Regions from separate parts of the Homo sapiens genome. Here regions 1, 3 and 4 are each linked to region 2. The links are chromatin contacts, found by Hi-C or POLR2A ChIA-PET in ENCODE. All regions are on one chromosome and are shown on one strand. Each heading gives the region's core, a stretch centred on a gene start or an enhancer-like site at or near the end of the contact. The rest is flanking DNA. Distances are from core to core; before and after follow the strand shown.

Region 1 (2,732 bases), core at 121-2,620, 710 kb after region 2:
GGTGGATTTCAGAAAAAATAATGTCCCAGTTACTGATTTTAAGAGAATAGCCCTGAGACAAGTGTGGGCGCATTGAAACACCACTGCAACCCTCTAAACTATTGCAGAGTTGCCACCACCAGGTGTCTGGCTAGAAAGATGTCATCTTCCCAAGACAGCTACCTGCCCAGATGATGTACCTTAGCCCCAGGAAGGAGGAGGAAGAAGAGGCAGACAGAATGATGCCCAAACCCCTGCGGCCCGGAGACGAGGTAGTGCCTGAGTCAGGAAGCTGGGAGAGCCCAGCTCAGTGGAAGAGGCATGTGGATCCTGGTTAGGTGTGAAGCCAGGAGGGCTTCTTAGCCACAGCCTGAAATCGAAGCCCAGGATCGAGCCACAGTCTGAAATTTTTGGATCGCAGCTCTGCCAATTAAACCAATGGTAACAATAATAATGTACTGTCATATATGTAAGAACTGCCATATATGGAGCATTTTGAGCCAGGCAATGTGCCAAGCACTTGACAGAAATCATTTCATTAATCCCACACAGCCAACCCTTTGAGATAACCATTGCCCTCATCCCTTTTTTACAGACAAATAAAGCAAGGCAGGAAGAGTTGGAATTATCAATCAAGGTCACACACACTATGTTGGTTGAGCTGAAATTTGAATTCAGTTCCGCCGGGCTGCAAAAACTCTCTGCTGCTTCCCAGCTGCACCAGCTAGGCAAACTCCTGCCAGAGGAAATCTCACAGTTGGAGTGCAGTAGGCATAGATTTCTCCTACTTAACTGGGGGGAGGCTGTAGTCACAGCGAAGGGAATATTATTGTGTCCCATGGGAAGAAACATGAAGACGGAGTGGACGCTTCATTCCTACTCCAATCAGCCATCTGGAGGGTTCAGGGCTGAACTGTAGTGGGGGCATCACAAAACTTAGGGAGGTGAGGAGCCTCCCTTAGGGAGGTGACAGCCTGAGTACATGGCCCCCAAGCTTTCAGATCCCTTCCTGCACCCCTCCCCACCTAGCTCTGCACTTGGCATTGTTGCTACTAGCCAGGAAGTCTGAGATCTGCGCAAACCCCGCCCTTCCCCGCCGCCCCCGTAAGCACTACCGTCCCTTCAAAGTTCAGACGTGGGGTCCTTTGGAGCCCTGCTCCCTAGAGGGTCGCCTGGCACATGGCCACCTCCACATCCCGCCCCTTCTGAGCTCAGCCTCCCAGAGGTGTGAACTTCTTACAAACACACACTATCACCCAATTCCCTGGAAAAACAAACAGGACAATTGTGTGAAAATTCCATTCTAAGGCATCCTCCCTTCTCTGTAACCAGAGGCTCCAAGGAGTTCAGCATAGCACGAGCTTTTAATTTGCGTGCAGACAAGCACAAAAGGCACAACCGGATATACCTGTTATTTCCCAATGACCTGAGAGCCCGAAGTTTATGTTAAGCCTTGGGTTATGGCACAGCTTGCACGCAAGGCCCTGCAGCTCCTGCAGGCAATTGAGAGGTGGTGGTGTACAGGACAGAGGAACAACTCTGAAGTGACAGCACATAATTTAATTCCCCCTAAGCTTTCCAAGCATGCAGACTGTTCCTTTTTTGTCAGCGTATAACCTAAGTGATTTGTTCTACTCAGGCAAGAAATGTCTAATTTAAACCACATTGCAGCTAAGCCCTTAGTGAAGAAGGAGAACTCCTTGAGGCTTAGCCGTGCGTGGTTAGGCTGGTGGTAGCTGAGGCAAAGCAGACCTCTTTCAGCCCCTGTATTTCTTACTCAGGTCATGACTGGAGATACGTGGGTTGGGGGGCTCTAATCACCACACTCACTCTTCTGTCTCACACTTCATCCCTCGTGAATGGGTTTAGTTTTAGTAAGAATGTTTACAGGAGAGTGTTGGCTACATGTCCCCAACATCCCGGGTTTGAGTCCCATCTGAGCCACCAGGAGTTGGGTGACTTCAGGGAAACCTCTTAAACTCTAACCATTGTTTTTTCTTCTCTGAGAAACAGGACAAATCGGTAGTGGGGGTGCACAGATTGGCACATTTTCGTGGCAAGCGATCTGGCTTAGGAAGCAAGAGATCTGTGCTCCAGCCTAGCTTTGTTCCCAACTAGCAGTGGATTTGCAGCAAGGAACTTTTCTCTGGGCCTCAATTTCCTCATCTGTAAAATAAGCAGGCTGGATGAAATGGTCTTTGAAGTTCCTTCAGCTATAAAATACTATGTATGTCTTAAATCACTTGGAGTTTGACAAAATAATAGTTATAATAATTTTAATTATTATTGTGATTTCTTCCTACAATCCCAAAGATTTCACTAGCCATGCAAATCTTTTAAAATTCTTCTTTAAAAGTACTTTTCTTGGCCTTACTGACATGAAGCAAAGAAGGATTCTAGGCCCCCAGATGGTAGGATTTGGGGTAGACATTCTGTGTCTGTCTCATTCCCCATGGAATTATCAAATTTCCCCCCTAGCCACGCCAGACTGCTAAATGGTCTCTAAGTATAGCCTACATTTCAAGGCTGTTTCCTCAGCCAAAAATGCCCCTTCTCCTTGTCTGCTGTGAAACTCCCTTCCTTTTACCCTCCTCTTTCCATTATGGGACAGTTTTCTCTTCTGGGCTCCCTTGAGCACTTCACACTATTATTCCATTGACTTCATGCTGTTATTTTTGGTTTTGTATTCAATATATCTTTGCTCAACTAGACCCTCAGGAACTCTGTCATCTGTACCACCCAGCCTCTCCTTC
Region 2 (2,700 bases), core at 70-2,569:
CATGAGGGCAAGGACTATGTCTATGTTTTTCATCATTGTATTCCCAGCAACTTGGAGATATTTGTGTGTGTCAGAGGTTTAATACATACTTGGTGATTAAACAAATATTCAAGAACTGATCCAGCTTCTATTTCTCTGGCTTCAGGACTTGCCTCAAATGTCCCTTTATCACAGGCCTTCTCCAACTACCCTATATAAAATGTAACAGTGTATCTCCTGGCTTTTACTCTTGATTGTGGTGAGAGATTTGGTATCCTTGGTCTGGGCCTTTTGTGTTCTCTAAGAACCTGGTTTGCCCTCTGCCTCTTGGCTCTACTGGCTGCCATGAGCATCTACACCTCCCAGCTCCAGCTCTCAGGGCCCCTGTCCTCATTCAAGGCCTGCCCTGCTTCATCCTGGAGGAGATGGGGCAAACTCAGATACAGAGAGCTTTAGCAACTTGTTCAAGTTTATACAATAATGAAGATTGGGCCAGAAGTCAGGTTTTGGGATTTGCACCCAGTCTCATGCCTTTTCACTCTATTATGCTAATCCTGTATCTCTGTTTCAAATCGAAGTGACTCATTTTGAGTTTTCAGATGAACACTCCAAGTATTATGGAGTACCTGGTTATTTGAAGTAAAAAAAAAAAACAAAAAACCAAGAATTGAAGCTTCTAGCTAGACAAACAAAGCTTGAAGCACCAGACAGCTATTGAAGACCAAATCTACCCACAGGGCTGGAATTAGGCACCGAGGGAACAGATGCAGGGAGAGATCCAAGCTCACAGCCAGGAGCCAGATGCTGGGTGTAAGCTGTCTGTGCCTGTCCTCCTTTCCCAAGGCCCGCCAAAGGGAGGCTCTGAGCTTCAGAGTGGGGATCTAGACTTCAGTTGCCAGTAGGTTCTGAAAGTGCTGCCCTCAGGGAAATGGTGACTTAGAAACAGAACTGCAACAAGTTTCAGTTGAACTCCAGGGAATTCCCTAGGTATGCCTCTTGCCTCCTCCTCATCTCTCTCCTTCAAAAGAAGGACATTTGAGGAAGTCCCAGGGAAGAGAGATGAGAAATATGGTTATGAAATAAAGAGAAATGAAGAACCACAGTATGGAGTACTTTTCTGCATTGGGTAGGATTTGTGGGTGAGACAGAGAATTGGGTGGAGGGCAGAAGGCCAGAAGGAGTAGGCAGAGGAAGGAGGGGGTGTTGAACCTCCTTCAGGCATCGAGCGAGAAACCTGACCTCGGAATAGTCACACTTGATCTCCTTTTGGCTTCTGTGTACCAGCAAAGCCTTTAGGTTTAGTCTGTTTCCTCTGTGGCAGAAAAGGAAGCCCAAGACAATTTGCATAGGCAGCTCTCAAGCAAAGCCTCCCTCAAAGAGTTTCTGACTCATCCCCATGACTTCCTCCCCCATCTGTCAACAGGGGAAACTCCAGGTGGGAGGTTACATTTCCTGCCTCCCTGTTATGGACTAGTTTCCTTCCTGGGAGGTGAGGCAGAAGTGGAGGGGACTTTCTCCCTCCTCATCATCCCATGCCTTCTCTCTTCTCCCGGTTCCTCTCTATCAAACTCTATGTTCCCATTTTGAGCTGAGAATAAGGAACAGCAGAGTTGATTAGAAACATTTTAAAATCAAGTGATTAAACTCTGATAATGGCAGAATTTCAAACATGAGTCAGTATGTAAATCCAATTGTAAAGATGAAGCTTTGAAGATATTTCTGTGTTCTCAGAACCTCAGAAGTTAATTCCTAGACATTGCTTCCTCCTAAGGGCAACTTCAGCACATGGTCCACAAGGATATAGGGCAGGATCCTCATAGAGGTAGTGGGCTACATGTCTCAAGTTGTAGGATGCTCTGGGTCCTCAAGTCTATCTATCCTCTTCCTCGAGTTCTGCACATCATCTTCTACATGCTGCTGGGCTCCTGAAAGCAGCACAACACCCTGACGGGGAGCTTGTTTGAGCATTCATTCTTTCTGTGTTTTGATAGTGTTAGGTAGGCCACCATCTGTGGGTTCTGTTTAGATCCACAGTTCTTCCTCTGGACATGGGATGTATCAAAGCAGGAAAGAGGCTGCCCATCTGAGCTTTTCATGATGTCGCGGCTGTGGCTCTGGCTGTTACCAGAGCTATACAGGAAACCCAGGGAGAGGGCTTGAAATGGTTGGGCATCAGGTATAAAGAAAAAAGCACTCAGAAGTATGGAATTTGTTTACATTGGTTCAGGGAACCAAAGAAGATTCGAGAATAGAATGTTCTGTCCTGTGTGCCCACTGAAATTAGAATTGTATGGGATTTTCCTCCAACACCCTGGTGGCTATTTTCCAGTGTCTTTTGCTGATTCCTCTTCATCTTCAGACTTGTCAAGTTTGAAAGGCTCTAAGACTCAGTTCTTGTTCCTCTTCATTTCTCCATCTCAGTCCATTGTTGACCTCATCCAGCTTCAAGTCTTTAAATACCATGTATATGTTGGCAACTCCTGGAGCTCTCAAATGTTTTCTAGACTTGTATGTACAACGGCCTACTGAACAGTTCTACTTGAAGGTCAGATTCAGCAAGTTCCCACTGAACTCCTGGTCTCCTCCCCACAAATCTGCTTCAGACATTGTTGGATGGCAGTAGCTCCAACCTTCCTGTAGCCCAAAACATAGGAGTCATTCTTTTTATTGAGACATAATCTCGCTCTGTTGCTCAGGCTGGAGTGCAGTGGTGCAATCACG
Region 3 (3,000 bases), core at 307-2,806, 790 kb after region 2:
GATGGTGTTTGTGCAATCTCATCTGGGTCAAGGAAATCACCTCATCACTCTTCTTTGATGGGCAGATTCCTATCTCTTAGTTTACCATTTTCCTTACTAATTCCCTCAGCTCCATCCAATGTGCATTCTTGTGTCAAATTGCATGTTCATGAGTATATTACATGTTCCTGTTGTGAGTATGCAGGGGTTACCATGGGATGACCCCTGTGCTATGAACTTGGAACCTCAAGAAATTAGATTGCCTTTTAAGAATGAATCAGAGAAGAAATACAGGAAACCACTTTAAATAACAAATGTGTTCCTAGGATAGCAAGATTTGACTGGACCCTGACTGACGAGATTACTATACCTAAAGAAAGAACGCATTCGTGAGAAGGAGAGTTCTGCTCAGTTATGAACAAAGCAACTGCATTCAATAAATATTTGTTGAGTACCTACTGTGTTCCAGCAGAGAGCTCGCATTCTAGCTGGGGAGACAGAAAACAAATAAGTGCATTTATAATTGGATGTCTGCTTGTGATATGTGTGTATCCCAGGCAGAGGGTCCACAGAACAAACAACAGCATCTAGTGTGGCTCGGAGATGTGCTCACTCAAGTTCTATGCCAGATTTGAGAAGCCTGCTTGACTCTAACATCCCAAATCTGCATTTCCAGCACTTGGGTGACATTTTGACCTACCTAATAGCTCTCGGGTTGATTTCTCCTGTGTGACTTTCATGAAGACATACATAGAGGAAAAAAAGCACATATCAAAAGTACTCAGGTCAATGAATTTTCCAAAGTGAGCACACCTATGTAGCCAGCACCCCAAATCCCTCCTTATAGCCCCTTTTACCACCCTTACCACTGAAATGTAACCACTATCCTGAGACCAGCACCATAGGTTTGTTTTGCCTTTTTCTGAACTTTATATAGATGGAAATATACAGTTCATACTCAATACATGCTGCATAGATTCTTTGATTCAATATTACATCTGTGGGATATATTCATGTTGTTGTTTGTATTGGTGTTTTGTTCTTTTTTCATTGTCAGATTTCATGGTATCACTACATCACAGTGTATTTTATTTAAATGGACATCAGGGTTATTTCCACTATGCCACTATTCTTTTAACAAACTATTTTTCTGCAGGAATCTGTTAGAAGTGGCTTCTGATGTTTGCAACTAAGAATCCTGCCTGATCCACATTTGTTTTAATTCTAAATTTGTATTGGGTTACCTAGGTTTTGTATTGATTAAGAAATCAAGTGAAAATTTCGGGGTTTTTGTAGAAATTCTTCTTTTTAAACTACGCTTTTGAAGACATAGACATATTTTTCATGAGCTATTTGCCAACGAAGATCTGCTTACTCTGTTTCAACAGTGAAGCCTAATGATAAAAAATAACATTCCATGTAGATAAAAGCTGTGACTTCCCAGCTTAAATACAGCACTTTCTGGAACTACAGCTATAACTTGTGTTCTCTTAGGTTGCTAAACAAGTTGGTTAGGAGCTTTTCTCCTCAGGGTTCAACCACATGACTGCTTCTGGGCAGTTCGAGTGGTTTTCATCCTCATTGCACAATAGCAGAGGTTTTGAGGTTGTGTTTTTCTCCACATTGCCCATTTCCCTGGCGGCCACTCTCAGGAGCTGTGAAGAGCTCAATTTAAAGACAGTCATATCAGTTATTCATCAATTACTGGGATCTTTTCATTTTTTAAGCATATCATATCAACACCCCTTTTGTAGGACTATAGCCTGTCTGAGCGGGGCTGTAGGAGAGAAGGGTATACCTCTCTGTCATTACATCATTTTCTTCTTTGTCCGGGCCATATCAATTGCCAATGCCTCATTCAAGGCCTGACTTTTGAGCAATGAGATGGACCAGCCAGCAGTCATTCCTCTCAGTGACTCAAGGAGACTGACATTTGTAATAACAAGGAGTTACTGAGCACTTGGTATGTATGCCAAGATTCTTAGTATGGACACCAGGGATCTGCAGAGCAAGCATGTCCATTTCATTAAAACCAATCTCTCCACTCGTGCTCTGGATACCATCCCCTTGTCCTTCCCAAAGACTTTCCTCCTGCAATAAACCCTTCTCTCCCTAACATGATCAATTTCTCTCTCCCTCCTGGATCATTTCCATGAGAAGGCAGATGTGTTCTGGTGCCTACTTTCCAAAAAAAAACATTCTCTCACATCATTGCTCCCTCCAGACACAATCCTATTTCTCAACTCTTTCACAGCATGCCTTCCTGCAAAGAATTGTCTGTAGTCACTGCTCCACTTCCTCACCTCCTTTTCTTAGCTCAGCCAACTCTGGTTAACTTCCTTCTCTCCATGCCCCTGAATCTGTTCATTTCAAGGTCATGAATAACCTCTTTTGCCAAACGCAGTGGCCACCACTGTGTCTTCATCTTATTCAACTTTCGAAAATATTTGACATAGTTGATCACTTCCTCATTCTTAAAGCTGTCTCCTCTCCCAGTTTCCATGACACCACTTTCTCCCCTTTTCCTCTGACCTCACTGGCTGCATTGTCTCAGGCCTTTTTGCTCGTTTCTCTTTCTCTGATCTCTCCTGGAATGACTCCAGGCTCTGTCCCAGATCTTCTTGTACTGTCCATCTATAAGCTCTTTGTAAGTGACTCATTCAGTCTCATGTCTCTAAATACCATCTACATACCGATGGCTCTCAAAATTAAAATTTCTGATCTTGATTTATCTGACCTATCCCCTAAGGTCAAGTTCTTATATCCTACTGACTTCTCTATATCACTACATGGGTGTCTAAGAAGTTTCTCAAATGTAGTATAGACAAAGGTCTTGGTTTCCCAATGTCCATCTTTGCCTCTCTCTGTTCTCCCTAGTAAACAGCAGCAATTTTCACCCATTGAAGGCAAACATTTAGAAGTCATCCTTAAGTTCTCTCTCCCTCACTTTCCCAAACGAATCATCGGCAAGTCCCGTTGGCAACAGTTTCATGTCAAGAGTTAATTTTAAGAATCTTTTAT
Region 4 (2,925 bases), core at 1-2,500, 690 kb after region 2:
CGGCTGCGCGGCTGGCGCGTGAAGAAGTTGCGCATCATGCTGTGGGCTGCGCGCCGCTGCACCTTCCAGTGCTCCGAGTAGTGGCCGAAAGCCATGCTGCGGCCGCCGGACACCACACGGAAGGAGGCGAAGGCCGGCCGGTCGGCGAAGGCCGAGCCCTGCTGCACCAGGGCCTGGTGGATGGCGCGCTCGCCATTCAGCACCACTATGGGGCAGCTGCCCAGGCGGATCTGGAAAACGTCGCCGTAGCGCCGCGCCAGGCGAGCGAACGAGAGGTGAGCCGCCTGGCCCACCGCCGCCGCGTTTCCGATCAGTGGCCACGCAAACGGGCCCGGGGGCGCGGACCGGAGCTGCCGCCTCCGTTGCCTCAGCAGCCGCTGGCCCACATGCACAGTGGCCAGCACCGACAGGAGTAGCAGGAGCGTGGTCTGCTGGATGGACAGCGGGTTTAGCGGCCAAGGGTCGTTCGGGCTGAGGCTGGTGCCCATGCTGGGGACAGAGAGGAGAAGGCGTGACACTCAGGGGTGCAGAGACAGGAGCGGGCGCCCCACGCCCCTACCCCAGCCTCTGGGGACTGAGTGCCGTTGGGTGGAGAGGTCGGAGCTGACTCTCTGGAGAAATGGCCGAAGACGCCCCTTCCCATCCCCAACCCACTCTCCCTTGGAGAAGAGAAGGGGCGTGTTTCCACCTCGCTGTAACCCAGCGCCAAACCCTTCCCCTCCCCGCAAGGCGCGTAACGGTTCCTGCAATCTGGGGACAACGCTGCGGGCATCGAGGCGGTGGCGCTTGATTTCCTTTAAAGTACCTACCACGCCACCCGCTACCTGTAATAATCCATCTGAAGAGGTCGCCGGGCAGCGCCTCGGCAGACAGACTGACCTGCGGGGAGGTGCGGTTTCCAGTGGCGCGGGACAGCCGGCTCCGAGAAGGAACTGGGACCTTTGCCTAGGGCAAGACGTCAACAGGAACCCGCAGGCCCGGCCTGGACACCTGCTGCCCTCACTGGAAGCTTTAACTCCCACTCGAGTCTCTTGGCGTCGTCAGTGCCAGGAGCGCTTGGATTGGGATGGGGACGGAGAAGGGTGCCTCGCTCGCCGAGCCCCGCTGCCCTTGGGGACCTGGCAAAGTCGAGGTTTCCTCACAGCGTTGAGATTGAGACTGGGGGTCGGTGAGTGGCGTCAATTCCCATGCCCTTGCGGCTCTCACAACTGGAGTCGCAGAAGCGCTCGCTCCCACTCCCACTCCAGAGTCAAAGCGCGCCATCCCGCTCCTCCGGGTTTTAAGGACTGGGTAGAAGGAGGGCAGCGCGACCTGGCAGGGCGGGGCCTGCGGGGGGCGGGGCGCGCCGCACACCAGGCCGCTTTGACCCGGACTCCCGTCCAGGCGCACCGGCCGGCCTCGGAGCTCTACCAGCAGGCTTTCATGGGAGCGGAGGTGCCCACGTTTCCATTGTGCGGTAACCGCGCTTCATCACAGCCACCTCCAATCGAGGCCGCACGGTGTCCCCAGAACCACGCTCGGTACAACCTGCCCCGGCCGCTGCGCTCGACTTGGGAGCGCGCCCCGCCCCGAGCGCACGACCTCCCTTCCCTCTCCGCGACTTGAGCTTGCTTCCCGGAAAGCCAGTGTAGTGGCAGCGGTTTGCCTCACAGCGCCCCTGGTTGGTTGTTTAAATTTTATCTTAGGTTCTCGCAAACAAATTGCCACCTCAGTGGAGGCTCTTTGGCATGCTAAATTTTTTCCAGTTCTTGCGGCGAGATCAGGAATCCCTAAAAGTAGCCGCTCCCCCGCCCCGGGGCCCCGACAGTGCTTGGGCACACAAAGGCTCCTGGGGCGCAGCTGGCCCTGAGATTTCCCGCGTAGAGGCCACTCCAGGTGGCGCCGCCCGCTGGTGGGCGCGGGGCCGCCCAGGCTGCGATGGAAGCCGTTGGCGCAGGGCGGGGAGCCAAGCTGGGGCGACTGGGGGGGCCTGGGGGAGCTAGCGGGGCGGGACCCGAGCGGGGCGGAGAGTGGCAGGAGGAGGCGAATCTCCGCGCTCCGGCGAACTTTATCGGGTTGAAGTTTCTGCTGTCGCCTCCCCTTTGCGTGCGGAGCTGGGCTTTGCGTGCGCCGCTTCTGGAAAGTCGGCTCCAGTCATATCCCTGGGCGCTGCCTGCGGCCGCTCCTCCCGCGCTTCTCACGGCACCTGACACGCGGAGGCGGCGGCCGAGGGTGGGGTGCCGGCCACCACCACCCTTGGCGTGGGGTGCCGGCCGCCACCACCCTCGGCTGCGCACGCACAGTCGCGCCTGCCAGGCCAGCGAGGCGGACGCTTGGGCCACCACCCGCAGGCCGAGCCCGGGCGCGTATCGCCACCTCGCTGCGCACCGGCGGCTCTGTGGTCTTCCTGGGCGCGCTTGCGGTCGCGAAGGGGGCCCTCCCTTTATAAGGGAAGCCGGAGGCGCTTGGGCGGGGGTGGCTTCCCCCGCCTGGCGCGCCCTTTCCTACATGCTGATGCATAGGATTTTCAAGACAGCTAAGAGAACAAGGACTTCACGAGGCGGGGGGAAGGGCGAACTCGAGGGAAGAGGTGGGATGTATCTGGTTAACCAGGTAGGAATTGTACTGGCTTCATCAAAGGATAAATATAAAAGTGATAGGTTCACCAGGGACAACCCTGCACTTTGAGCTCCACTCGCGCTGCGAATCTCGTGCTATTATTGACCTGTTTACAGATGAATAAACTAGGGTTCAGAGAGGTTGCGTGACTTAACCCAGGTCGCGCAGCCATCAAGAAGTGGAGCCAGGGCTTGAAGCCACCAAGTCCCACTCCAGATCCTTCACATAAGTTTACACGGAAGAAAATTGCAGATAAGAGGCCCAAATGCCTTCTTTCCTGCCTCCCTTAAAAAAAAAAATGCACGTGGGGCTAGGCGCAGTGGCTCA

Evidence for each region. A loop is a pair of places that touch in the nucleus more often than their neighbours do. ChIA-PET counts read pairs that join two places held with the same protein, here RNA polymerase II (POLR2A). Pooled maps may share reads with other maps.
Region 1: a loop to region 2 is called in a pooled map, with 2.8 times the contacts of the local background. The contact joins two enhancer-like sites. A Hi-C loop is called at or near these places in 1 of 37 single-sample maps with no recorded cell type and 3 of 50 pooled maps.
Region 3: a loop to region 2 is called in a map of GM12878, with 2.7 times the contacts of the local background. The contact joins two enhancer-like sites. A Hi-C loop is called at or near these places in 1 of 168 maps with a recorded cell type or tissue (GM12878), 6 of 37 single-sample maps with no recorded cell type and 4 of 50 pooled maps.
Region 4: a loop to region 2 is called in a map of GM12878, with 3 times the contacts of the local background. The contact joins the promoter of CYP1B1 here to the enhancer-like site in region 2. A Hi-C loop is called at or near these places in 2 of 168 maps with a recorded cell type or tissue (GM12878 and chondrocyte), 4 of 37 single-sample maps with no recorded cell type and 12 of 50 pooled maps. POLR2A ChIA-PET finds 5 or more read pairs at or near these places in 1 of 52 experiments (HEK293).

What each region holds. Positions count from the first base shown.
Region 1 is chr2:38,095,006-38,097,737 of GRCh38, forward strand. No RefSeq gene overlaps it. Among named protein-coding and RNA genes, the nearest start is that of CYP1B1, 20 kb to the left of the region's middle. Within about 2 kb of position 1,371, at least 13 of the 41 ENCODE cell types and tissues checked have a DNase peak (open chromatin) inside an H3K27ac peak, as active enhancers do.
Region 2 is chr2:37,389,257-37,391,956 of GRCh38, forward strand. No RefSeq gene overlaps it. Among named protein-coding and RNA genes, the nearest start is that of QPCT, 46 kb to the left of the region's middle. RefSeq lists an enhancer at 848-1,037. Within about 2 kb of position 1,320, at least 15 of the 41 ENCODE cell types and tissues checked have a DNase peak (open chromatin) inside an H3K27ac peak, as active enhancers do; they include GM12878, where a contact is called at or near this core.
Region 3 is chr2:38,176,786-38,179,785 of GRCh38, forward strand. The region is part of intron 2 of CYP1B1-AS1 (CYP1B1 antisense RNA 1); the gene reads left to right. Among named protein-coding and RNA genes, the nearest start is that of CYP1B1-AS1, 47 kb to the left of the region's middle. Within about 2 kb of position 1,557, at least 16 of the 41 ENCODE cell types and tissues checked have a DNase peak (open chromatin) inside an H3K27ac peak, as active enhancers do.
Region 4 is chr2:38,074,901-38,077,825 of GRCh38, forward strand. CYP1B1 (cytochrome P450 family 1 subfamily B member 1) reads right to left here and starts at 1,251. Exons shown (of 3, transcript NM_000104.4): 1 at 880-1,251; 2 at 1-489. The coding sequence starts at 488. RefSeq lists a promoter at 1,232-2,607, cis regulatory regions at 1,246-1,253, 2,174-2,203, silencers at 1,247-1,336, 2,247-2,366 and an enhancer at 2,074-2,272.